Regions from separate parts of the Homo sapiens genome. Here region 1 is linked to region 2. A link is an interaction called in ENCODE POLR2A ChIA-PET data of the cell type or tissue named here. Cell type or tissue: GM12878. All regions are shown on one strand. Links, peaks and the distances in the headings refer to the core of each region. The heading gives the core; the rest is flanking DNA.

Region 1 (12,677 bases), core at 1,799-9,798, 590 kb before region 2:
CGTGGCCCCTTGGGCCCACCTCGGCTGCATCCTGAGAGTGAAGACTGCAGGCACAGTTAGTTCTGCCTTCGGGCCATGACTCGCTCAGCAGAAGGCACTGCCCACAAGTCACCGTTGAGAAACCCGCCCTGTGAAAAGCAGAAATTGCTCTGGTCACTTCTCCCGGCGCCTGCAGAGAGACCGGCTGTGGCGCTGGTCAGGTAATGGCAGCCATGGCTGGAAACCGGGAACAATGGGGCCTGGGCTGGCCTGATATCTCCTCAGGAAATGACCGGCCTTCCTGAGGGGCCACCGAACGCGGCCGCTTTGTTTAGTTTCTTTAGGGAAAAAACAAGGCACAAGTGACATTTGCCTTGGCGTTCTTGACCCTCCCTCTGTCTCGCCTGGGTTTGGGGGCCCTTCTCATGGCACTGTGAGGGGATTCCTCCCTGCCTCCAGCCTCCACCCACCACCCAAAGGGCTGCTCTCCCAGGACATCCAGAAAGATCTCTCTGCTTTTCCAGTCCTCCCCTTCCCCCATCAAAGAGGGCTTTTGCCACACAGCATAAGTCTGGGCCCCCTGCCTTTCTTGGGCTGACTTTTCCCCAAAATTGCAGGTTTGTCAAAGAGACCTGCTGCTGGGGCAGGCTGAGCTTGGAATGCAGCGGAACTGAGGCGAGAGAATAGCAGAGGAAGTAGGGGGCAAAGAGCACCCTTGGGCGTAGGCTAGCTTAAGCAATAGCAAAAGCAAAAGATGTAAGATAGAAGAAGAACATACAAAATAAGGGAGTAAGCAGTAAGAATAGAATTAACGGCTGGGCGTGGTGGCTCACGCCTGTAATCCCAGCACTTTGGGAGGCCAAGGCGGGCGGATCATGAGGTTAGGGGTTTGAGACCAGCCTGACCAACATGGTGAAACTCCACCTCTACTAAAAAAAAAAATACAAAAATTAGCCAGGCATGGTGGAGAACCCCTGTAATCCCAGCTACTCAGGAGGCTGAGGCAGGAGAATTGCTTGAACCCAGGAGGCAGAGGTTGCAGTGAGCTGAGATCACACCATTGTACTCCAGCCTGGGCAACAGAGTGAGACTCCATCTCAAAAAAAAAAAAAAAAAGAATAGAATTAACTTCTTCCATGGCGATAAGGAGTGACATGTTAACCAAATATCGTACCCTTTAGAAGATGGCTTCAAATCTAAAAATACACTATTCCTACTCCTTTAAGCCTCAAAATACGTTATTCCTACTCCTTTTAAAAGATACCTTGTAGCTTTAAGATTGACCTTTGGGGCCGGGAGTCGTGGCTCATGCCGGTAATCCCAGCACTTTGAGAGGCTGAGGTAGGAGGATTGCCTGAGGTCAGGAGTTTCAGACCAGCCTGGCCAACATGGTGAAACCCTGTCTCCAATAAAAATACAAAAATTAGCCAGGCACGGTGGCACACGCCTATAATCCCAGCTACCCAAGAGGCTGAGGCAGTAGAATCGCTTGAACCCGGGAGGCGGAGGTTGCAGTGAGCCGAGATCGAACCACTGCACTCCAGCCTGGGGTGACAGAGCAAGACTTTGTCTCAAAAAAAAAAAAAAGATTGGCCTTTAGACTTTTCATTGGGTAATAGATATTTTGATGGTAGAAAATACTAGAATCTGGCAGAGCGCGATGGCTCATGCCTGTAATCCCAGCACTTTGGGAGGCCAAGGCGGGAGGATGACTTGAGGTCAGGAGTTGAAGACCAACCTGGCCAACAGGGAGAAACCCGTCTCTACTAAAAATACAAAAATTAGCCTTAGCCGGGCATGAAGGCCGGCACCTGTAATCCCAGCTACTTAGGAGGCTGAGGCAGAAGAACTCAGAAGGCGGAGGTTGCAGTGAGCCGAGATGGCACCACTGCACTCTAGCCTAGGCGACAGAAGTGAAACTCCATCTCAAAAAAAAAAAAAAGAGAAAGAAACTACTAGAATCTGATCCTTTGCATCAGTTTCTAAAAATCTAACTTGTTACAGTCATAGAGTCAAACGTTATGGGATGCTTTGGAAAAGAAGCAAACCATGTGGATATTAATAACACATCAAAATCTCTCAGACTGTCTTAATATTTTATGGTGTTTCTTTATAGTCTGTAATTTAAAACATCAATCAAATATTGCCACAAAAAGTAATATAATAGATAAGGGAGTAAGCAGTAAGTTGGGACATGGTAAGAGAAGTAAGTTGGAAGGACTTCCAGTAGCTATTTGGTCGCAAAAAATAAAAGTAAAGATGGGCAATTTGGTCAGAAGAGGTAAAGTGGGGGTAAACAAGGTTGAACAACTATCTTACAAGAAATAAAGTAGGGTGAAGGCACTATAAGAGAAAGGCAAGTGACATTAAGCAAGTGAGGAAAAACATGTAAAAGGCCGTGAAATGTAACAAACCGGCACTGATAACCACTCACAGGTCAGCCCACTCACCCCTCTCCGAGAGTGTCGCTGTGCTTAATCATTTGCTGCTTCGCTATTTGTACGTGTGTCATGTCCAATTCTTTGTTCATGGCACCAACAGCCTGGAGCTGCGCGGCACCATCTGGTAACAGAACTAGGAAGCTCTCCTCAGCTTTTGGTGTGGGTGACATACGCAGCCCTATGAGAGGCCCCTCCCCAGCATGCACCCCTAAACAAATGCGTACTCTACTGGGCCACTATGCAGGAGCTTCCTAAGATATACATCATTTCTGCTGGGCGTGGTGGCTCATGCCTGTAATCCTAGCACTTTGGGAGGCCGAGGCGGGCGGATCACCTGAGGTCAGGAGTTCGAGACCAGCCTGACCAACATGGAGAAACTCCGTCCTTACTAAAAATACAAAAATTAATCGGGTGTGGTGGCGCATGCCTGTAATCCCAGGTACTCAGGAGACTGAGGTAGGAGAATCGCTTGAACCTGGGAGGTGGAGGTTGCAGTGAGCTGAGATCACGCCATTGCACTCCAACCTGGGGGACAAGAGTGAAACACTGTCTCAAAAAAAAAAAAGATATACATCATTTCCTTTCACTCCTCTGTTTGAGACCAGAAAAAGTCAATTTACAGCCTGCCATAATACAGCCTTTGCTTACCTTTCAAGCCTAGTCTCTCACCACTTCCTTCCTTGCACCTACATTATGGCTGCTAGAATTTCTAGTTCCTAGCACTCTTCATCTGTCTGTGCCTTTGTCGGGGCTGCTCCCCTACTTGGAATGCCTTCCCCACTTCTTTCCAAGCAAATTCCTACCCATCCTTCCTAACTCAGTTCAGGAATCCATTTCTCCAGAATTTTTCCTCGTCTTCCCCAGACTGAGCTGCCCTTCCTCTGCAACCCCCTTACCTCCCTGGTTTTCCCTCTGTCGGATACTTTTTTTTTTTTTGAGACAGAGTCTTGCTCTGTCGCCCAGGCTAGAGTGCGGTGGCGTGATCTTGGCTCACTGCAACCTCCACCTCACGGGTTCAGGCAATTCTCCTACCTCAGCCTCCCAAGTAGCTAGAATTACAGGCATGCGTCACCATGCCCGGATAATTTTTGTATTTTTAGTAGAGACGGGGTTTCACCATGTTAGCCAGGCTGGTCTTGAACTCCTGACCTCAGGTGATCGCCCACCTTGGCCTCCCAAAGTGCTGGGATTACAGGTGTGAGCCACCGGGCCCAGCTGTCGGACCCTTTTATTTTTTTTTGAGATGGAGTCTCGCTCTGTCGCCCAGGCTGCAGTGCAGTGGCGCAATCCTGGCTCACTGCAAGCTCTGCCTCCCGGGTTCACGCCATTCTCCTGCCTCAGCCTCCCAAGTAGCTGGGACTACAGGCGCCCCCCACCACACCCGGCTAATTTTTTGTATTTTTAGTAGAGACGGGTTTCACCGTGTTAGCCAGGATGGTCTCGACCTCCTGACCTTGTGATCCACCCACCTCAGCCTCCCAAAGTGCTGGGATTACAGGCGTGAGCCACCGCGCCCAGCCAGACACTTTTATTATAGGATGTGTCATAATGGCCTGTCCTCCCCCAAATGGACTGCAATCTCCTTGATGACAGGGAGAGTGTCTGGAACCTAGTAGATGATGAAAAAGCATTAGTGCAATGGATGATTGTCTAGATGGATGAAGACAAACTACTGTATTGTCTGAATCAGATGATCACTGCCTTGAGGGTGCCATATTGTTTCTGAAATGCCACCCTCTAGGACTTCCCCATGGTAAAGCTAAGACAGATACAAACTGGCCACAGTCAAAACCAGATTCCTCTACCTCAGGGCAAGAACCAAGAAGTAATGGCTTCCAGCTAGAAAACAATTCCTCTCTCTGACCTATGGTTCAGTGGAAGTTTTGATAAGAGCCTTGAACAGCAATACACACTTTACCCATTTATTTCTAAAGGAATGTTTTCCATTGCGTTATTTGCTGTTGTTTTGTGCTCGCCATTCCCCACTATAAGCTATCTTCTTTGGCAACCTACTGGAAATTACCCTCACCCATCTACCAAATTTTGATGTGGGAACAGAAAAGGAAACACCATGATTAATAAAATAAATTTTGGCTTCAATGGTAATTTTTAGACACTGCAGAGTAAGCACCTTTTGCAGAGCAACAATTCAAATGATAGTGATAAATGCCAAGACCCCAGACCCCGTGCCCTCAAGTTCCAAAGTAAATTTCTAAAATGTGGCAATTGCTTCATAAATGATTCTAATATTTTCAGGATACCATGATAAAATAAAGCTTTATTTCAAAAATAAATGTTTTTTTTAGAAAATTGAAAAATTGTATCCCATAATTCACACTGTGTACCAGAATACATTCCAAATGGACCAGTGATATGAATGTACAAATAAACCCATAAGAGTCCTAGAAGGGGCCAGGCACAGTGGCTCATGCTTGTAATCCCAGCACTTTGGGAGGCCGAGGTGGGCAGATCATCTGAGGTCAGGGGTTCAAGGCCAGCCTGGCCCACATATAGTGAAACCCTGTCTCTACTAAAAAATACAAAAATTAGCTAGGCGTGGTGGCACATGCCTGTAGTCCCAGCTACTTGGGAAGCTGAGGCAGGAGAATCACTTGAACCTGGGAGGCAGAGGTTGCAATGAGCCAAGATCATGCCACTGCACTTCAGCCTGGGCAACAGAGCAAGACTCTGTCTCGCAAAAAAAAAAAAAAAAAAAAGTTCTAGAAGAAAATACAAAAGAAGAAAAGAAGTCCTTACAACCTTGAATGGCAGAGGCTGGTTTAACTAAAACTTAAAATCCAGAAGCCATAAAATTGATTGATAAATTGTACTTTATGAAAAAAAAGTTCTGTTTTGCCAAAAAAAAAAAAAAAAAAATTAGTCAAGAGAAAAACTACTAACTGGAAAAAATGTTTGCAACTCACATCACGGACAAAGAGCTAACTTCCCTAGTGTGTGAAGAACACTCATAAATTAAGAAGAAAAAGTTCGGGAGTCTGTCTAAGCTACTCTGGCTTGGGAGGCTGCCTGATTAAAAGAAAGAAAATAAAAGAGAAGAAGAAAAAGAAAAGACCAACAATCCAATAGAAAAATGGGCAAAGAATATGAACAGATAGTTTCCATAATGTAAGAAAAAGTATCTGAAATTGGAAATAGGCAAAAATGAGTACTGCATGCCTGTCCAGGGTTTACCTCACACTCTAAGGTTATTAACGTTTGTTTGACTTGCTATTTACAGTAGACTAGAATACTTTACAATCAGTAGGGGAGGGTAAACATTAACTTGTAGAAAGTCAGTAAGGATGCAAAGGATTCTTATTATCTGTGGCAGAGGGGTGGGTGGCAGAAACTGAGCAGTTGGGGACTTTTCTTTGTAAAGCTTTCTGTACTTTTGTTATTTAAATCATGTGACTGTATTACCCTTTCACTTTTTTCTTTTTTTTTTGAGATGGAGTCTTGCGCTGTTGCCCAGGCTGTTGTGCAGTGGCACTATCTCAGCTCACTGCAACCTCCACCTCCAGGGTTCAAGTGATTCTCCTGCCTCAGCCTCCTGAGTAGCTGGGACTACAGGCATGTGCCACCATGCCCAGCTAATTTTCGTATTTTTAGTAGAGATGGGGTTTCACCGTGTTGGCCAGACTGGTCTTGAACTCCTGACCTCGGGTGATCCACCCACCCACCTTGGTCTCCCAAACTGCTGGGATTACAGGCGGGAGCCACCGTGCCCGGCAGTATTACCTTTAAAATTTTAATTAAGAAATTGAATTTCTGTTCAGCTTTATGAAGTATTATATAATTGACATAAAATAAGCTGTGTTTAAAGTATACACTCAGAAAAGTGTTGACATGTGTATACTGATGAAACAACCTCCACAATCAAGGAAGCAGACACATCCACCACCCCCAAAAGGTTCCTATGCCCCTCGTCTCCCTTGCCCTCTGCACCCTCCCCACTGCAAAGATTGATCTGCTTTCTGATTAGTTTCCATGTTCTGGAATTTTGTAAAGATTCATACAGTATGTACCTTTTATTATTATTATCATTATCTTTGGTGTGTCTTTTTTCTTTTTCTTTTTTTTTTTTTTTTGAGACAGAGTCTCTCTCTGTTGCCCAGGCTGGAGCACAGTGGCACAATCTCGGCTCACTGCAACCTCCACCTCCCAGGTTCAAGCAATTCTCTGCCTCAGCCTCTGGAGTAGCTGGGATTACAGGCACCTGCCACCACGCCTGGCTAATTTTTTGTATTTTTAGTAGAGACAGGGTTTCACCGTGTTAGCCAGGATGGTCTCGATCTCCTGACCTCGTGATCCGCCCGCCTCGGCCTCCCAAAGTGCTGGGATTACAGGCGTGAGCCACCGCGCCTGGCCTTTTTTTTTTTTTTTTTTTTTTTTGAGACAGGGTCTTGCTCTGTGGCCCAGGCTGGAGTGCAGTGCCGCAATCTTGGCTTGCTGCAACCTCTGCCTCCTGGGTTCAAGCAACTCTCCTGCCTCAGCCTCCCGAGTAGCTGGGATCACAGGTGTGCACCACCATGCCCAGCTAATTTTTGTATTTTTAGTAGAGATGGGATGTCACCATGTTGGCCAGGCTGGTCTCAAACTCCTGACCATAAGCAATCCGCCCACCTCAACCTCCCAAACTGCTGAGATTACAGGCATGAACCACCGCACCCAGCCAACATCTTTTTTTTGAGACAGGGTCTCACTCTGTCTCCTAGGCTGGAGTGCAGTGGCACAATCATGGCTCACGGCAGCCTCAAACTCCTGAGCTCAAGCAATCCTCCCACCTCAGCCTCCCAAGTAGCTGGGACTACAGGTGTGCACCACCACGCACAGCTAATTTTTTACTTTTTGTAGAGACAGGGTCTTGCCCAGGCTGGAATCCAGCTTCTTGTCTCAGAAGATCCTCCAGCCTCAGCCTCCCAAAGTGCTGGGATTATAGGCATGAGCCACTATGCCTGGCCTGGCCTTTTTCAATATAGTAAATTGAATGGGTTTTTATTCGTTTGTGGGCCTCTCCTTTCTCCTCACTTCTTCCCCTTGACCTTGGTGGATTCCTTGATTGGGTTGAGGCAAAGGTTCCCACACGGCTTTGGCTTCTTGGTAACTGATCAAGAGACTGACTCCTACATAACCAAGGGACCCCAGGAGTTCCCACCAGGCTTAACAAACTCACCCAGGACCCTGTTTCTCCCATGGTGTTGTTCGCTTCTTCTCAGCCAAGCAGAATTGAAGGAGGACAGACACACAGTTATTCCTACCTGCAGTGCTCCTGCCTTCAAATACCGGGGAAGTAACGCAGATCCGAAACATAGCGACTCGTTAACTGCACAGAAAAAGCTGTCTGCTGGAATAAACTTCAGGAAGTGGTTTTTCTGAGCAACTGGAGGTGGAGTGGGGGGAGGAAGGCGGAGGCAGGTGGGCAACAGACATGTCGGAGGGCACAGCAGGCCAACCACCTATTTCATGACAATGGTGATTGGAAATGAGATTCACCGGCCGTTCCATTTCCCCCACCTGTAGCCTCAGATCTCATTAGTCTTGGAGAGTTGATGAGCCAGACTCAACAGCCCCCATCCACTGGGTTTGGGACACACCCCAGCCTGGGAGTGAACGTGCACTAATGCGTAAATCAGAAGCCTGGGTTCCCTGTCTGTTCTCTGCAGCTTAATAGCTTAAATGCTCTGAGGCTCATGTTCCTCACCTATATAATGGGAATAATGTGCCCATCTACCCATTGAATAGGCTTGTTAGGAAGATCAAACAAGAGCTAGCCTTTGAAAGCACATTTAACCAGCAGAGCACAGTAAGAACATAGTAACAACAAAAAAATATAAAAAATAGCTGCATACGGTGGTGCATGCCTGTGGTCCCAACTACTCGTGAAGCTGAGGTGGGAGCAACGCTTAAGCCCAGGAGTTTGAGGCTGCAGTGAGCCACGATCACACCACTGTACTCTAACCTGGGCAACAGGGCAAGACCTTGTCTCAAAAAGTAATAATAATTAATTAAAAAGTTTAAAAAAAACAATAGTTATGATTGAACAATAATAACAACAGTTGTTGATCTGGTTTGGCTGGGCCTGCCACATCTGAATCGCTGCTCTGGAGCTCAGCTGACTTAGTGAACCCAAGGGGCAGCGCTCAGTGCCTTTTCTTCCACACCCACCATATGCTGCCCTCACCACCCCAGTCTGGCCCCTCACAAAGTTGGGCAGCTGGGCAAAAGGGAGGCAGGCAGGGACATTGTGGAGGAGTCTGTGCTATTCCATCCCCTGCAGGAGGCCCCCTCCAGTTACAAGGGACATGGTTGTTTTGTTTTTGGGATTTTTTGGGGTTTTTTTTGAGACAGGTTCTTGTTCTGTTGCACATGCTGGAGTGCAGCGGTGTGATCACAGCTCACTGCAACCTCCGCCTCTCAGGTTCAAGCCATCCTCCCACCTCAGCCTCTCGAGTAGCTGGGACTGTAGGCATGCACCACCACATCCGGCTAATTTTGGTAATTTTTGTAGAGATGGGGTCTCGTCACATTGCCCAGGCTGGTCTTGAACTCCTGAGCTCAAGCGATTTGCACGCCTCGGCCTCCCAAAGTGCTGGGATTATAGGCATGAGCCACCGCACCTGGCTGACATGGTTGTATTATGACTCATAACCATAGGCATTTTTGCCTTTGTAGACCTCTTCCTCCACAAAAAAAAAAAAATTACATTTTGAAACTGTACTGGTATAAATAAGAAGATATTCATATTATATATTTAAAAATTTCTTTTACCTAGACAGTGGTTTTATTCTTCTGATGACTGTATCTTCTAAACCTAATGAAGAAGGGCCTGACAACAGATCAGGCACACAACAGCCCAAGGGGTTAAGGGACCTACTGTCTTCCACCCTGAGTGGCCTGGCCGCTGGCCTGGGAAGAGCACCACCATGTCCCAGGCACTGAAGCCAAAACAGGTGTTTGTGCATTCTGTTCTCAAAACCACAAAAGCACAAGCAACAAAATAACAAAAACAGATAAACTAGACTGTATTAAAATTAAAAATGTTTTTATTGCAAAGGATAGCATTAGGAAAGTGAAAGGTAATTCACAGAATGGGAGAAAATATTTGGAAATAATATATCTGATAAGGGTCTAGGATCTTGAATATATAAAGAACTGTTACAACTCAACAACAAAAACACAACCATTTTAAAGAATTGGCAAAGGGGCAGGGCGTGGTGGCTCACGCCTGTAATCCCAGCACTTGGGGAGCCTGAGGCAGGAGGATCACTCAAGGTCAGGAGTTCCAAGACCAGCCTGGCCAATATGGTGAAACCCCATCTCAGCTAAAAATGCAAAAAATTAGCCGGGCGGTGGCACATGCCTATAATCCCAGATACTCAGGAGCTCAGGAGGCTGAGGCAGGAGAATCGCTTGTTCCCAGGAGGCAGAGGTTGCAGTGAGCTGAGATCATGTCACTGCACTCCAGCCTGGGCAATAGAGTGAATGAGACTCCATCTTAAAAAAAAAAAAAAAAAAAAAGGATTTGAGCAGATTATTTCTCCTAAGAAGATAAAAAAAAAAAATGACCCCAAGCACATGAAAAGATGCTCAACATCATTAGTCATTAGGGAATTGCAAATCGAAACTACAATGAGATACCACTTCATACCCACTAGGATAACTATAACCAAAAAGACAGACAACAAATATTGATGAGGATGTAGAGAAACAGGAATGCCCATATGCTACTATGGCATTGTAAAATGATACAGCCACTTTGAAAACAGTTGGTGGTTCCCCAAAATTAAAAATAGAGTTACCATGTGATCCAGCAGCAATTCAACCCTTGGGGATATAGTCAAGAGAGCTGAAAACACGTCCACACAAAAACATGCACACAAATGTTTATAGGGCTGGGCACGGTGGCTCACGCCTGTAATCCTAGCACTTTGGGAGGCCGAGGCGGGTGGATCATGAGGTGAGGAGATCGAGGTCATCCTGGCTAACACGGTGAAATCCTGTCTCTACTAAAAATACAAAAAAATTAGCCAGGCGTGGTGGTGGGCACCTGTAGTCCCAGCTACTCGGGAGGCTGAGGCAGAAGAATGGTGTGAACCCGGGAGGCAGAGCTTGCAGTAAGCCGAGATCGCGCCACTGCACTCCAGCCTGGGGCAACAGAGCAAGACTCCGTCTCAAAAAAAAAAAAAATCACAAATGTTTATAGAAGCAGTATTCACAATAGCCAAAATATAGAAACAACACAAATGTTCATCAACTGATGAATGAGCAAACAAAATGTGTTATAGCCATATAATGGAATATTATTTGGCAATAAAAAGAATAAAGTACTGGGCAGGGCATGGTGGCTCACACCGGTAATCCCAGCACTTTGGGAGCCCGAGGCTGGAGAATCGCTTAAAGCCAGGAGTTTGAGACTAGCCTGGGCAACATAGCCAGACCCTGGCTCTACCAAAAAAAAAAAATTTTTTTTTTCACCTCCCACCAACTTCTCTCAAAAAATTTTTAAAAATTAGCCTGGTGTGGTGGTGTGCCCCGGTAGTCCCAGCTACTCTGGAGGCTGAGATGGGAGGCTTGTTTGAGCTCAGGACTTTGAGGCTACAGTGAGCTAGGATTGCACCGCTGCACTCTGGCCCAGGTCATAGCATGAGACTCTGTCTCTAAACAACAACAACAAAAGGAACGAAATACTGATACATGCTACACTATAGATGAACTTTAAAAACATGCTAAGTGGAAGAAGCTACACATGAAAGGCCACATATTATATAATTCCATTTCTATGCAATGTCCGGAATACGCAAATCCATGGAGATGGAAAGTAGTTTGGTTGGCTAGGGCTGGGGGATTAGGCAAGATAGCTAAAGAATACAGGTTTCTTTTTGGGATAATGAAAATGTTCTAAAATTGATTGGGGTGATGGTTGCACAACTCTGAATATATGAAACACCATTGAATTGCACGCTTTAAATAGGTAAATGGTATGGCATGTGAACTATATCTCAATGAATCTGTTATTTTAAAAATTTTAGAGGGTATGTTTTCATTTCCTGTGGCTACAGTGACAAATACCCACACACTTCCTGGCTTAAAACAACAGAAACTTATTCTTTCCCCATTCTGGATCTAGAATAAGTATGAATGGACCAAAATCAAGCTGCCAGCAGGGCTACACTCCCTGCAGAGGCTCTGCGGGAGGAGAATCTGTTCCTGGCCTCTTACAGGAGCAGATTGGTGGCTGCTGGCATTCCTTGGTCTGTGGGTGCATCACTCCAGTCTTCAAGGCCAGCATCTTCAAATCTCTGCTCAATCTTCACATCACCTCTCTTCTGTGTGTCTAATCTCCCTTATTTATTATTTATTTATTTATTTGAGATGGGGTCTCACCCTGTTTCCAAGGCTGGAGTGCAGTGGTTCAATCACGACTCACTGCAGCCTTGACCACCAGTGATTCTCTCACCTCAGCCTCCTGAGTAGCTGGGACCACAGGCACACACCACCATGCCTAGATAATTTTTTAATTATTTGTAAAGATGAGGTCTCGCTATGTTTCCCAGGTTGGCCTTGAACTTTTGAGCTCAAGGGATTCTCCTGCCTGGGCCTCTCAAAGTGCTGGGATTATAGGCATAAACCAATGTGCCCCGCCTCCCTCTGCCTCTCTGGTAAAGTCACTTGTGATTGCATTTGGAGCCCATCCAGATAATCTCCCCAACTCAAAACTGTTAACTTAATCACATCTGCAAATCCCATTCTCCCACATGTTACAAACTGAATGTTTGCATCCCCGCGACAATTCACATGTTGGAACCAACTCCCCAGTGTGATAGTACTTGCAGGTGGAGCCTTTGGAGGTGGTTATGTCATGAGGGTGGAGGCCTCATGAATGGGACTGGTGCCCTTATGAAAGGGACCATAAGAAAATCCCTAGGCCCGGTGCGGTGGCTCACGCCTGTAATCCCAGCACTTTGGGTGGCCAAGGTGGGCAGATCGACGTGAGGCCACGAGTTTGAGACCAGCCTGGACAACGTAGCAAAATCCTATCTCTACTAAAAATACAAAAATTAGCTGGCATGGTGGCGCGCCTGTAGCCTCAGTTACTTGGGAGGCTGAGGCACGAGAATCACTTGAACCCAGGAGGCAAAGGTTGTGGTCAGCCGAGACCGCGCCACTGCACTCCAGCCCGGGTGACAGGGCAAGACTCCTTCTCAAAACAGAAAAAAAAAAAAAAAAGGCAAGAAAAGAATTCCCTAGTCCTTTCCA
Region 2 (12,677 bases), core at 2,656-10,655:
TAATGTTTTCTTACCTGCTAATTTGGCCAAAGTGTTTATTTTGAAATAATTTCAAGCTAACAGAAAAGTGGCAAAAATAGTATAAAGAATCCCTGCATTCTCTTCACCCAGATTCCCCAGTACTTAACATTTTACCTCATTTCTTTATCATTCTCTTTCTTTCTGTGTCTTTATCTCTGTCTCTCTCTATATGTAAATGTACATTGTTTCCCTGAACTGTTTGAGAGTAAATTGCAGGCCGGGGGCGGGTGCAGTGGCTCACGCCTGTAATCCCAGCACTCTGGGAAGCTGAGGTGGGTTGATCACTTGAGGTCAGGAGTTTGAGACCAGCCAGGCCAAAATGGTGAAACCCAATCTCTACTAAAAATACAAAAATTAGCAGGGTGTGGCGTTACATGCCTGTAATCCCAACTACTTGGGAGGCTGAGGCAGGAGAATCGCTTGAACCCAGGAGGCGGAGGTTGCAGTGAGCTGAGATCACGTTATTGCACTCCAGCCTGGGCAACAGAGCAAGACTGTCTCCAAAAAAAAGTAAGTTGCAGACATGATGCCCTGGACTCCTAAATACCTCATAGTATATTCCCAAAAATCAAGCACATTTTCGTAAGTAGCCACAGTACAACTAAAACATGAGTCCATACTGACATTTCCAATTCCAGTCCAGCCTGACACCACAGAGTTCATTCATTCTAGCCTTCCATTTTTCCATATGTATGATGTCCTTCATCAGTAGAGAGAAACCTGGCTCCTGTTATTCACAATTTATTTATTTATTTGCTCTGTACTAGAATATGTACTAAAAATAATTTCAGAATTCCTAATCCATAGCACTGCAGGAAAACAATTCTACCAATTAGTATGTATTTAAGGTTCTTTATAGCCAGAGGATATATATTAAAATAACTGTGTTCAAGTTACCTACCTAGGTTAGTTCCCCCTCCCAATTCTGCCCTTCAGTGTAGTATTGTTATTAACATGAAATATAGTTAGGTTCATTTATTTTTGTTTGCATTCCATTTTATGAATTTCCCCCCAACCTTGATCTTTTTTTGATTGTGTGATACATTAACATGGTTACTAAAAAGTTGTATTTGATGATAATGTCCAATGATGGTAGACTGTCCTGGCGGAGTGTATAAACAGGTCGAATCTTTCTGGTGAACAACCTGACATGGAGTATTAATAGCTTTTAAAATGTTCATACCTATTGACCCAATAAGAGATCTCACAGACTTATGGTTAAGGATAGTCAACAAAATATTATTTATAATTATGAAAATTAGAAACAATCAAAATATCCAGCTATTGGAGACTGGAAAAGCATAAATTATTAATCATAGACCATAAATTACATGTACATTCATATGTTAGAATACTAAGCATCTATTTAAAATCATTTCTCAGCTGGGCACAGTGGCTCATGCCTGTAATCCCAGCACTTTGGGAGGCCAAAACAGGCTGATCACCTGAGGTCAGGAGTTCAAGACCAGCCTGGCTAACATGGCGAAACCCGGTCTCTACTAAAAATACAACAATTAGCCAGGTGTGGTGGCACATGCTTGTAGTTCCAGCTACTCAGGCGGCTGAAGCAGGAGAATCGCTTGAACCTGGCAGAAAGAGGTTGCAGTGAGCCATGGTCACACCACTGCACTCCGGCCTGAGCGACAGAGCGAGACTATCTCAAGAAAAAAAAAAATCATTTCTCAAAGACAGTAGTGACCTAGAGAAATGCTAAGGGGAAATAAAGTGTGACACAGAAATGTTTACACGTTGTAATTTTTTTTTTTTTTTTTTTGGGACGGGGCCTTACTCTGTCACCCAGGCTGGAGTACAGTAGTGTGATTACAGCTCACTGCAGCCTGGACGTCTCAGGATCAGGTGATTCTCCCACCTCAGCCTCCCAAGTAGCTGGGATTATAGGTATGCACCATTACACTTGGCTAATGTTTTGTGTTTTTTGTAGAGAAGGGGTTTCACCATGTTGCCTAGGCTTGTTTTGGTTTTGAACTTCTGGGCTCAAGCCATCTGCATGCCTCCACCTTCCAAAGTGCTGGGATTACAGGCATGAGCCATCTTGCCTGGCCTATATGTTGTAATCTTATTTTTGTTTTAAAAAGATGTGCTTGGCCGGGCATGGTGGCTCATGACTGTAACTCCAGAACTTTGGGAAGCTGAGGCAGGCAGATCATCTGAGGTCAGGGGTTCCAGACCTGCCTGGCCAACAAGGCGAAACCCCATCTCTACTAAAAAATACAAAAATTAGCTGGGCATGGTAGCACACGCCTGAAATCCCAGCTACTCGGGAGGCTGAGCCATGAGAATCACTTGAACCAGGGTGGCGGAGGTTGCAGTGAGCCAAGATCGTGCCACTGTACTCACTCTGTGTCCAAAAAAAAAAAAAAAAGAAAGTGCTGATAAGTAATAATCTATGAATAATGAGATATTTGGTGGTTTTGATTTCTCTCTCTCCTGCTTTACTTGTTAATTTGCCTTTTCCAAACTTTCTACAATAAGTATTATTACTTTTACAGTCAGAAAGCAATTTAACAAGTCAGTAGTGTATTAATATTTAGGCATTCCTAAATATACAAATGACCCTTGGGCATAACAGCTTCTCCATGTTTTCTAGGTGGTTCTCTGCCTCTGTCTTTCTGCCTAGGCTTTCAGCTGCTCCTCAATCTATTTTTCTATGGTCTCTGAATTTTACTTACACCAACATACCACTAACTAGAGATTCATTTAGATTAACAACCAAGCCATCCTTTGTCTTCCTAATTTGTTGACTTTATTTTAAAATTACTTTATGGACCGGGTGCAGTGGCTCACGCCTGTAATCTCAGCACTTTGGGAAGCCAAGGCAAGCGGATCACTTAGGTCAGGAGTTCGAGACCAGCCTGGCCAATGTGGCAAAACCCCGTCTCTGCTAAAAAAAAAAAAAAAAAAAAACCACACAGAAGATTAGCCAAGTGTGCCAAGTGTGGTGGCACACACCTGTAGTCCCAGCTACTTGGGAGGCTGAGGCAGGAGAATCGCTTGAACCTGGGAGGCAGAGGTTGCAGTGACCTGAGATCACACCACTGCATTTCAGCTTGGATAATAGAGCAACACTTGGTCTCAAAAAATAAATAAATAATAAAATTACTATATATATGAAAATATTCCAAATATACATTTTTAAAAGCTAAGAAGTACTAAAAGCATTGTAATGAAAAGTAATAGTCCCCACCCCATAGGCCAACTTCCTAGAGGCTACTGTTCTCAACTCCTTGGCTGTTTTTTCTGGTATTTATCTCCATGTTTCTCAACAATGTGTGTATAGTGAGATTTCTTGATCTTTTGATTTTAGGTAGCATCTGTTAATTTATTGCCATGAGAGATGAGGACTTAACTCTCATACATCATACTTTCTACCTCTCATTCCTCTGGTGATTATATCACACATTTTGGTTGAATCTGGTGGTCAGTGTTTACATTATGATGATTATGCAAACATTGTGTACTACAGAGCCAAGTAGTGTACTATGACCATGCTTTCTTTCTTGTAGAACCTCTTTATTTTTGCCTAGAGTTAATCATCACTTGATTTCTATTATTTATTTTCTTTTAAAAAACTATATAACATGCATGTGCCTTATTTTTTATGATTCTCTGATTCTTTACTTTGTTTTTTAATGCTTCTCTACATGGCCCGTTTACACTAGTTACATTTTTTTTCTGGGTACCCTCATCTCCACATTCCTATCTATACTGGTCATCCATGGGCCTACTGCATAGCTGTTCCTAGGACTGCAACTACACTTTGCTCTGTTGGATCCCCTGTTTCTTAAATTACTAAATTCTGTCTTCCTCTTTCCTGGCCTACTCCTTTGGTTTCAGTAGCACATCCCCAGAACCTTCTGGAATAAAGGTACATAGAGATAAATATTTTGAGAACTTTGACATCTGAAAATGTTTTTATCCTGCCCTCATACTTGATTGAGAATTTATTGAGTTGGTGTGGAATTCTAGATTGCAAATCATTTCCCCTCAGAATTATAAACAGTTTGCTCCAGTTTCTTCTGACTTCCAATGTTGCTACTGAGATGTTCAATGCCATTTTGATTCCTAGTTCTTTGTATGTTATCTGTTATTTTTAGGAAGATTATAGGGTCTCCTTTTTATCCTTAGCGTTCTGAAGGGTTATAAAGATGTGCCTTAGCCTGAACCTTTCTTCTCATTCATTTTGTGGCTCACTTAGCAGGCCCTTTGATACTGAGACTCTTATCCTTTCATTCTGAGAAATTTTCTGGTATTATTTTTTTGATAATTTCCTTCCCTCCATTCTTGCTGGATGTTGGACTTTCAGAATAGATCCTCAAATTTTCTTATCTCTCACATTTTTTCCATCTTTTTGTACTACATTCTGAAGTTTTTATCAATTATTTTTTTTCTTTTTCTTTTCTTTTCTTTTTTTTTTGAGACAGAGTTTCGCTCTGTTGCCCAGGCTGGAGTGCAGTGGTGCGATCTCAACTCACTGCAACCTCCACCTCTTGGTTTCAACCAGTTCTCTGCCTCAGCCTCCCTAGTAGCTGGGATTACAGACACCCACCACCACACCCAGCTAATTTTTTTTTTTTTTGTATTTTTAGTAGAGATGGGGTTTCATCATCTTGGCCAGGCTGATCTTGAACTCCTGACCTCGTGATCCACCCATCTCGGCCTCCCAAAGTGCTGGGATTATAGGTGTGAGCCACTGTGCCCAGACTTTATAAATTATCTTCTATCTTTTCTTTTGAATACTTACTTTAAACTATTCTGCTTTTCAATAGCCAAAATCCCTTTCTTGTTATGATTATTTTATTTTGCACCCTGCGATGGTTTGAATGTCTGTGTCCCCCCAAATTTCTATGTTGAGACCTAACCCCCAACGTGATAGTATTTGTAGATGGGAACCTTTGGGAGGTGATCAGGCCATGAGAATGGAACCCTTATGAATAGTATTAGTGCCTTTATAAAAGAGACCCAAGGGAGTCAGCTCACCCCTTCCTCCACGTGAGGCCACTGCAAGAAGACACTATCTCTGAACCAGAAAGCAGGCCCTCCCCAGACACCAAATCAGCACCTTGATCTTGGATTCCAGTCCCTAGAACCATGAGAAATAAATTTCTTTGTTTATAAACCACCCAGTGTATCATATTTTGTTACGGCATCCTGAAAGTCTAAAATACATCCTATTTCATGGATAAAATGCCTTTTCTTATTTCTCTATAGATAGTAACTATACTACTTTTGAAGATTTGTTCTGTTGTTTCCTCTGTTTTGGTCTTTTTGTTTCATGTTAGAACTTTCCATAAACATCTGGTAATCTTTGGCTATCTGTTAAGATTTCATTATGAGGCACAAAAAACTGGTGGGGGGTTCTGTGTGCATGAATGTGGCTTATTCTCAGAGGCAATCTGGCAGATAATCAGCTTATTCACTGAGGGGATTCTCCCCAGTGTCTGAACTTGAAAGTTTCTTCTCTGCGACCATTGCATTTTTTTTCCAGAGTAGGATCATTTCCTAACTGACTGCCAGTGTTCTGGAAGCAGGTGCAGTGAAGAGCCTAAGAGTCCTACTAATGTGTGTGTGAATTCCGAATCCTTAGTCACCGTGTTCATCCCTAACCCATACTGCCACAAGGACTCTCAAGTCTCACAACTAATTCATTTTAACATGAGAAGATATTAAGAGGGTTAAGAGGTTCTCCATGATTCACCTACTAGTGTGAATTCATATCTTCTCCTTTTGCTTTTCCCCTGGCCCTTAGCTGATATCAACTGCTCTGAGGAAATGGAAGTCTGATTGGTCAGGAAGCAGGAATAGTGGGTAATTTGGGGTCCCAGACCCCCCTTAGCAGGCAAGCAGCCCAGAGGTGGGTAAAGCACTTTAGGAAAGGGTGCTGCAATCCAGGGACTACGGCCCTGGACCTGGACGCCAAAAGGGAGTTGAGAAAGTAGAAAAGAAAACTACTTATGCTTAAATTGTGCTCAGAGCCAGGTCTCTATGCAAAGGAGCAGCAGGTGACCTGATTTCTCCCTCCTGCACTGCAGAGAACCTGCCCTCAAAGACCCAGAGCTCAGCTTCAGTAGAAGTTGAACAGCACTGTGCGAGCGAACCTGAGAACCCAGTCACCCTGAGAAAAACGGTTTCTAGGAGAAAACACATTCTTTGATCCAAACAACCAACTTACAAATGATCTTTTGGACCACGTCCTGCCTGCAAACTGAGGCTCAATTCACCTTTAATGGGCCAGCTCTGGCAGTGCCAAGGGAGAGAGGCCATTAGCAGAAATGAAAAAAGCAAGAAATCTTTTAGTCCATTAGGTTAAAAGAAGATTTTTCATGCTTTATTATTTATGATTTGCGACTTCAGTTACTGTTTCCTGGAACAAATGTTATGATTCAACTTCTATTTACTGAAGCAAATAGATGCTTATCAGCAGTCATGCTACAAATCACAAAGCAGTCAGTAAGGCCTTTGGGGCTGTGGCCTCTTTTGCAATTCTTTGATGTCTTGTCAGGCAACTTATTTTCTGTGCCTTAGAGAGTTTCCAAAAGCTACCACAATCTGATGTGTGTGTGTGTGTGTGTGTGTGTGTGTATACATTTGTGTGTGTATATCTACATGCACTCTTTCTGTCTCTCTTTCTCTCTCTCTCTATATATGGCATATAAATACAGTAAATTCAAAGAATTGAGCAAAAGCAGATTTTGGTTTTTACTTTAAGAATATCATTTCACTTCCTGAAAAATTAGGAATTAGGAGTCCTAAGAATACCACATAGCATTTAGGAAGACTTGAGTGGGAGCTAAGAAAGTTCGAATGAGGGGAGGAAGAAAGTCCCTGGTCAGCCCGGTATAGTGACTCAAGCCTGTAAACCCAGCACTTTAGAAGGCTGAGGTGGGAGGATTGTTTGAGCTCAGGAGTTTGAGATCAGCCTGGGCAACCTAGCAAGACTCTGATCTCTATTAAAAAAAAGAAAGAAAAGAAAGCCTGGGCAGTGGCCTCAGTGAACCCTCGAGGATGCTGTGATCCTCTTGGTGACGTCCCCAGCCTCTGCTTCAGGATGACAGCATGGTCTCCTGCACCATAGCTCGGTCTGAAATTTTCGGTTTTTCTTTCAAGTTCCCCTTTTTCAGTCTTCAAGGGGGATGGAGGAGGTGGCCTGAATAAGACATAAATGAAAGAGGAAGTGTCTCAGCACCAACCAAACGTAAAACAGCGACAGCGACCCACTTAGCTTGTGACCTCTACGGAAATACTGAAGACGTCCTCTGTGTCCTTTTAGACTTTCTGGGGGAGGGGACAGCTGCTGCCCAGAAGCAAGCAGCTTCCTTTTGGCCAGGTCAGTGCAGGGAACCAACAAAGACAGGGACCTGTGGCCAGAAGAAGCACAGCCACAGCAGGTATCTGATTGGACTGAGCCAGGAAAGGCCTTCTTGCCCTTAGGGACCCCTCAAAGCTTCTTTCCCACAAGCTGGAAACTGCTTGGCTCACTGCTGTCCTAAATGCAGGTGCCAGCCGAGGGGGTTACCCTAGGACCGTGAGCCATTAACAGCTTGTCTCAAATACGCTTCTCCAAGGCAGTCAGCGACTCCCCACTGAACACCTGTGGGTTCCTGCTGGTGCTAACTTAGGCACAGGGCTAGCAGGTCCCTCCCCTGTAGCAGATGATGAGAGCAAGTGTGGTGCAGGAGGAACTGGAAAGAGAGCATCGTCAGAGGCGACACTTGCGTGGATTAAAACCATATATTCTTGTGCAATGTAAAATTGCCAACTTGCATCAGCATAACGAAGGACACACTTAGAATAGAAAAGCTGAGGAGGACAGAAGAATAGGAAGAACAACAAAATCATGCCTGGTCCTTTTGCCCAGAAATGACCCATGTGAATCTTGGCTGAACTTTTAGACTTTTTCGCGGTGCACATTTCTGAACATAATTTGACAACGTGGGACCTCTAGAATTGTACATTCTAATTTTTCAGTCCATTTATTTCTTATTCCAGAAAGAATCCATATATAAGGATGGCTCATCACAGTGTTGTTTTTAATTGTGAAAAGCTGAAAAATGGATGCTCGCCACTAGTGTTTATAAATAAATTCAATAAAGTTATGCTCTCACAATAAAATATTATGTAATCATTTAAAAGAATAATCTCATGCTCTGCGTATTATCATGGAAGGATGTCCACAAGGTCTTGCTGAAATTTTTTTAAAAGTCCCAAAACAGTGTATATATAATTTGAGACTATTGATATAAAAATATGGGTGTATATGTGTGTAAAAAAAGATGTTTGGGCCGGGCACGGTGGCTCACGCCTGTAATCCCAACCTTTTTGGGGCTGAGGTGGGCGGATCACTTGAGGTCAGGAGTTTGAGACCAGCCTGGCCAACATGGTGAAACTCCGTCTCTACTAAAATAAAAATAAAAAAAATTAGCTGGATGTGGTGGTGCATGCCTGTAATCCCAGCTACTCCAGAGGCTGAGGCAGGAAAATCGCTTGAGCCAGGGAGGCGGAGGTTGCAGTGAGCCGAGATCTCACCACTGCACTCCAGCCTGGGTGACAGAGCGAGACTCCATCTCAAAAAAAAAAAAAAAAGGATGTTTGCCAAAATGTTAATAATGGTTGTCTTTAGAAGGAGGGCTTTTTGTGCTGTTTACTTTCTTCTTGATATTTTTTAGCAATTTGTTTTTGCAATGAGCATTTACTAGTTTTATATTTTTTAAACTATTTACCTTGAAAAAATTAGGTAAATCTATACTTACCATATAAAATACATTTATTTTGTAGTGAGTGAAAATGAGGGTTACAAAATATATACATAGTATAATATCATGTTCATATTTTATAGTTTTATACATAAATTTACATATTTTAGTTTAAGTGTTTATAAATACAAAAATACATTCACACATTTGAACATATATATAATATGCATATACATTTTACATGTATATATAAAAAGTTTTAAAACATATATTTTTATTTTTTAAGATTACTCTTTTTTTCTTTTTTTTTTTTGAGACAGAGTCTCACACTGTCGCCCAGGCTGGAGTAGAGTGGCACGATCTTGGCTCACTGCAACCTCCACCTCCCGGCTTCAAGCGATTCTCTCGCCTCAGCTTCCCAAGTAGCTGAGGTTACAGGCGCCCACCACCACGCCCAGCTAATTTTTTGTATTTTTAGTAGGGACGAGGTTTCACTACATTGGCCAAGCTGGTCTCAAACTCCTGACCTCGTGATCCACCTGCCTCAGCCTCCCAAAGTGTTGGGATTACAGGCGTGAGCCACTGTGCCTGGCCAAGATTACTCTTATATTTTGAATAATAATTGTATTTCCATTCTGGGGAAAAGAGTAATATTTTGGAAACCAGGCGCAGTGGCTCACGCCTGTAATCCCAGCACTTTAGGAGGCCGAGGCGGATGGATCATCTGAGGTCAGGAGTTCGAGACCACCCTGGCCAACATAGCAAAACCGTGTCTCTACTAAAAATACAAAAATCAGCCAGGCATGGTGGCGGGCACCTATAATCCCAGCTACTCGGGAGTCTGAGGCAGGATAATTTCTTGAACCTGGGAGGTGGAGGTTGTAGTGAGCCGAGATTGTGCCACTGCATTCCAGCCTGGTGGACCGAGTGAGACCCTATCTCAAAAAAAAAAAAAAAAAGTATGATTTTGGGCTAAGTCTTGGAGGGGTAGGGACGGCCAGTCCAGGGCAGCCCAGGCTGAGGGCACAGCATGTACCAAAAACACAAAGCCACAGCAGAGCAGGGCCATGCGTGGCACACGCTGCTCCTGGCACCTGATAGCACCAGTGTTCTGTCCTCCTGGAAACTCTCCTCTTGCATTTCTGGGTCACTGTTCTCTCCAGGCTGCCCAGTCAGCCAAGCAGGCACCTGGGCACAGAGGGGCCCTGAGGGATTGAGGCTGTCCCGGGTAGGGGCTCCGTAAGGGGGAAGCCAACCTACTTTGCAGTGTTCCTGAGGCTCAGGCCCGTGTGCCACAGTGAGAGGGCGCGAACTCCACGGTCCGTGGACTTGGGTTCAGCTGAGGCACCACCAGCTCCTGGGTGGCACTCGGCCAAGGCACTTTACCTCCCTGGGACTCAGTGTGTTTATCCAGGGGTATGAACAATAAGAACCTCTGGCCCACAGGCTTAATGAGAGAATTAAATAAGACATGGGAACAGCTCCTTTCAACTAACTGTTTATTACCAGAAGGTGCCCAATAACCAGGCATGGCAAAAGCCCAAAGGCAAAAACACAAAGCCCTGACATTTAACAGGTTCTTTTTTTGCTAAGAAACCAGCGCTGGAGACAAGTACTTGTGATATATCCTCGTGGCTGGACTTGTTGGTCACAAGTTCTAATTATGGAAATGCCCTCTGACAAAAGAGCCTGTTGATGTGAGTCACTATGGGTGGTTTAACTCTCTAGGCCTGGGCTGCTCCTAAGAATCATTTGCAGATACATCTATCTACCTAGCTATTTTTTTTTTTTTGAGACAGGGTCTCACTCTGTCACCCACTCTTCACTCTGTGAAGTGCAGTGGCACAATCAGGGCTCACTTTATCCTTGACCTCCTGGGCTCAAGCATTCTTTCCACCTCAGCCCTCTGAGCAGCTAAGACTATAGGTGTGTGCCACCATGCCGAGCTAATTTTTTTATTCTTGTTTTGAATTGTAGTATAGATGTCTCACTATATTATCCAGGCTGGCCTTGAATTCCTGAGCTCAAGCAGTCCTCCCACCTCGGCCTCCCAAAGTGCTGGGATTACAGGCATGAGCCACCGCACCCGGCCCATAAGATACATATGTTTTTTTTAAAATAATGCAGTGAGTTGTTTTGTTTTGGTTTTTGTGTTTTTTTAGAGACAAGGTGACATTCTGTTGCCCAGGCTGTGCTCTCACAGCTCACTGCCGCCTTGACCTCCTGGGTTCAGGCAATCCTTTCACCCCAGCCTCCACGTAGCTGGGACTACAGGCATATGCCACCACACCCTGGTTAATCTTAATTTTTTTTTTTAGAGATGGAGTCTTGCTATGTTGCCCAGTCTGGTCTTGAGTTCCTGGACTCCAGTGATCCACCCCCCTCAGCCTCCCAAAGTGCACCACCATGCCCAGTTAATTTTGTATTTTTAGTAGAGACAGGGTTTTTCCATGTGGTCAGGCTGGTCTCAAACTCCTGACCTCAGGTGATCTGCCTACCTTGGCCTCCCAAAGTGCTGGGATTACAAGTGTGAGCCACTGAGCCTGGTCGCTACTTGTTCTTATTGTGCATTTATATCCTGAAGAAATGGAATCTGCCATTTGCTGTAGCAGCGATCCAGAAAAACAAAGTGTAGTTGTTGGAATAAAACACAACTAACTGACATTGAGTGTCACCTGGGGGTGACCCAGCACAGCAAGAATGGATCAGCTTAAGCAGGTGTGGTGGCATGCACCTGTGGTCCCAGCTACTTAGGAGGCTGAAGTGGGAGGATCACCTGGCCCAGGAGAACGAGGCTGCGGTAAGCCAAGATCATGCCACTGCACTCCAGCCTGGGCAACAGAGCAAGATCCTGTCTCAAAAAAAAAAAAAAAGAATCAAAGAATGGATCAGCCTCATATCATCCAAGCTCATAGAGACAATGATGTAGAAAAACCCCAATGGCTTTGTATTGAATCGTCACCTTCAGAGGGCTGGGGACATAGGTTCATAGATAGTACCTTCACTCCCGGGAGGCACGGGAAGACAATTCCTTTTTGGTTTTTTTTTGAGACAGAGTTTCACTCTTGCCACCCAGGCTGGAGTGCAGTGGTGCAGTCTCAGCTCACTGCAACCTCTGCCTCCTGGGTTCAAGTGCTTCTCCTGCCTTAGCCTCCCAAGTAGCTAGCATTATAAGTGCCCATCACCACACCCAGTTAATTTCTGTATTTTTAGTAGAGACGGGGTTTCTCCATGTTGGCCAGGGTGGTCTCGAACTCCTGACCTCAGGTGATCCACCCACGTTGGCCTCCCGAAGTGCTGGGATTACAGGCATGAGCCACCACGCCCGGCCGGGAAGCCAATTTATAACAAGCTTTCTTGGTAAACATGGGTAATTAGTTGATGACCCTAATGGTCCCTACCCCTCAAAGTTTGGTGCATCCTCTTTCTCTCTCCCAGCCGTGTGAGGACACAACATGAAGTTGGTCATCTCAGGACCAGGAAGAGAGCCCTCCCCAGAACCCAACTATACTTGCACTTGACTTTGGACTTCCTAGCCTCTGCTGTGAGTGATGAATGCTTGTTGTGTAATCCACCCAGCCTATGATACTCTGTGGTAGCAGCCCAAGCTGACTAAGACACTTGGCAAGTGCATCTCCACAATAAGATCCAAGCCATCTCAGCCTGGAAGTTGATGCTTCCAGATGGCATTCAGGAGAATGACCAAAGTTTGTCTCTCTTTTTTTTGAGACAGAGTCTTGCTCTGGCTGGAGTGCAATGGTGCGATCTCAGCTCACTGCAACCTCCGCTCCCTGGGTTCAATAAATTTCTTGTGCCTCAGCCTCCCGAGTAGCTGGGATTACAGGCATGTGCCACCACACCCAGCTAATTTTTGTGTTTTTAGTAGAGATGGGGTTTCTCCATGTTGGCCAGGCTGGTCTCAAACTCCTGGCTTCAAGCGATCCA

What was found. ChIA-PET counts read pairs that join two places held together with the same protein. Peaks named below come from ENCODE experiments on the same cell type or tissue, not always from the same donor. Only the 100,000 strongest peaks of a DNase experiment are listed, where the experiment ranks them.
Region 1: POLR2A ChIA-PET joins it to region 2 with 6 read pairs; 1 of 35 experiments calls an interaction of 5 or more read pairs at or near these places.

Annotation. Positions count from the first base shown.
Region 1 is chr17:64,390,636-64,403,312 of GRCh38, forward strand. PECAM1 (platelet and endothelial cell adhesion molecule 1) reads right to left here and starts at 225. Exons shown (of 16, transcript NM_000442.5): 1 at 1-225. The coding sequence starts at 30. In GM12878, for the core only: no CTCF peak of the experiment used is centred there; a DNase peak (open chromatin) is centred at 5,736.
Region 2 is chr17:64,978,862-64,991,538 of GRCh38, forward strand. No RefSeq gene overlaps it. Among named protein-coding and RNA genes, the nearest start is that of LRRC37A3, 66 kb to the left of the region's middle. RefSeq lists enhancers at 6,045-6,324, 6,942-7,241, 7,522-7,571. In GM12878, for the core only: no CTCF peak of the experiment used is centred there; DNase peaks (open chromatin) are centred at 7,170 and 7,607; H3K4me3 peaks cover 1,100 bases; H3K27ac peaks cover 3,192 bases.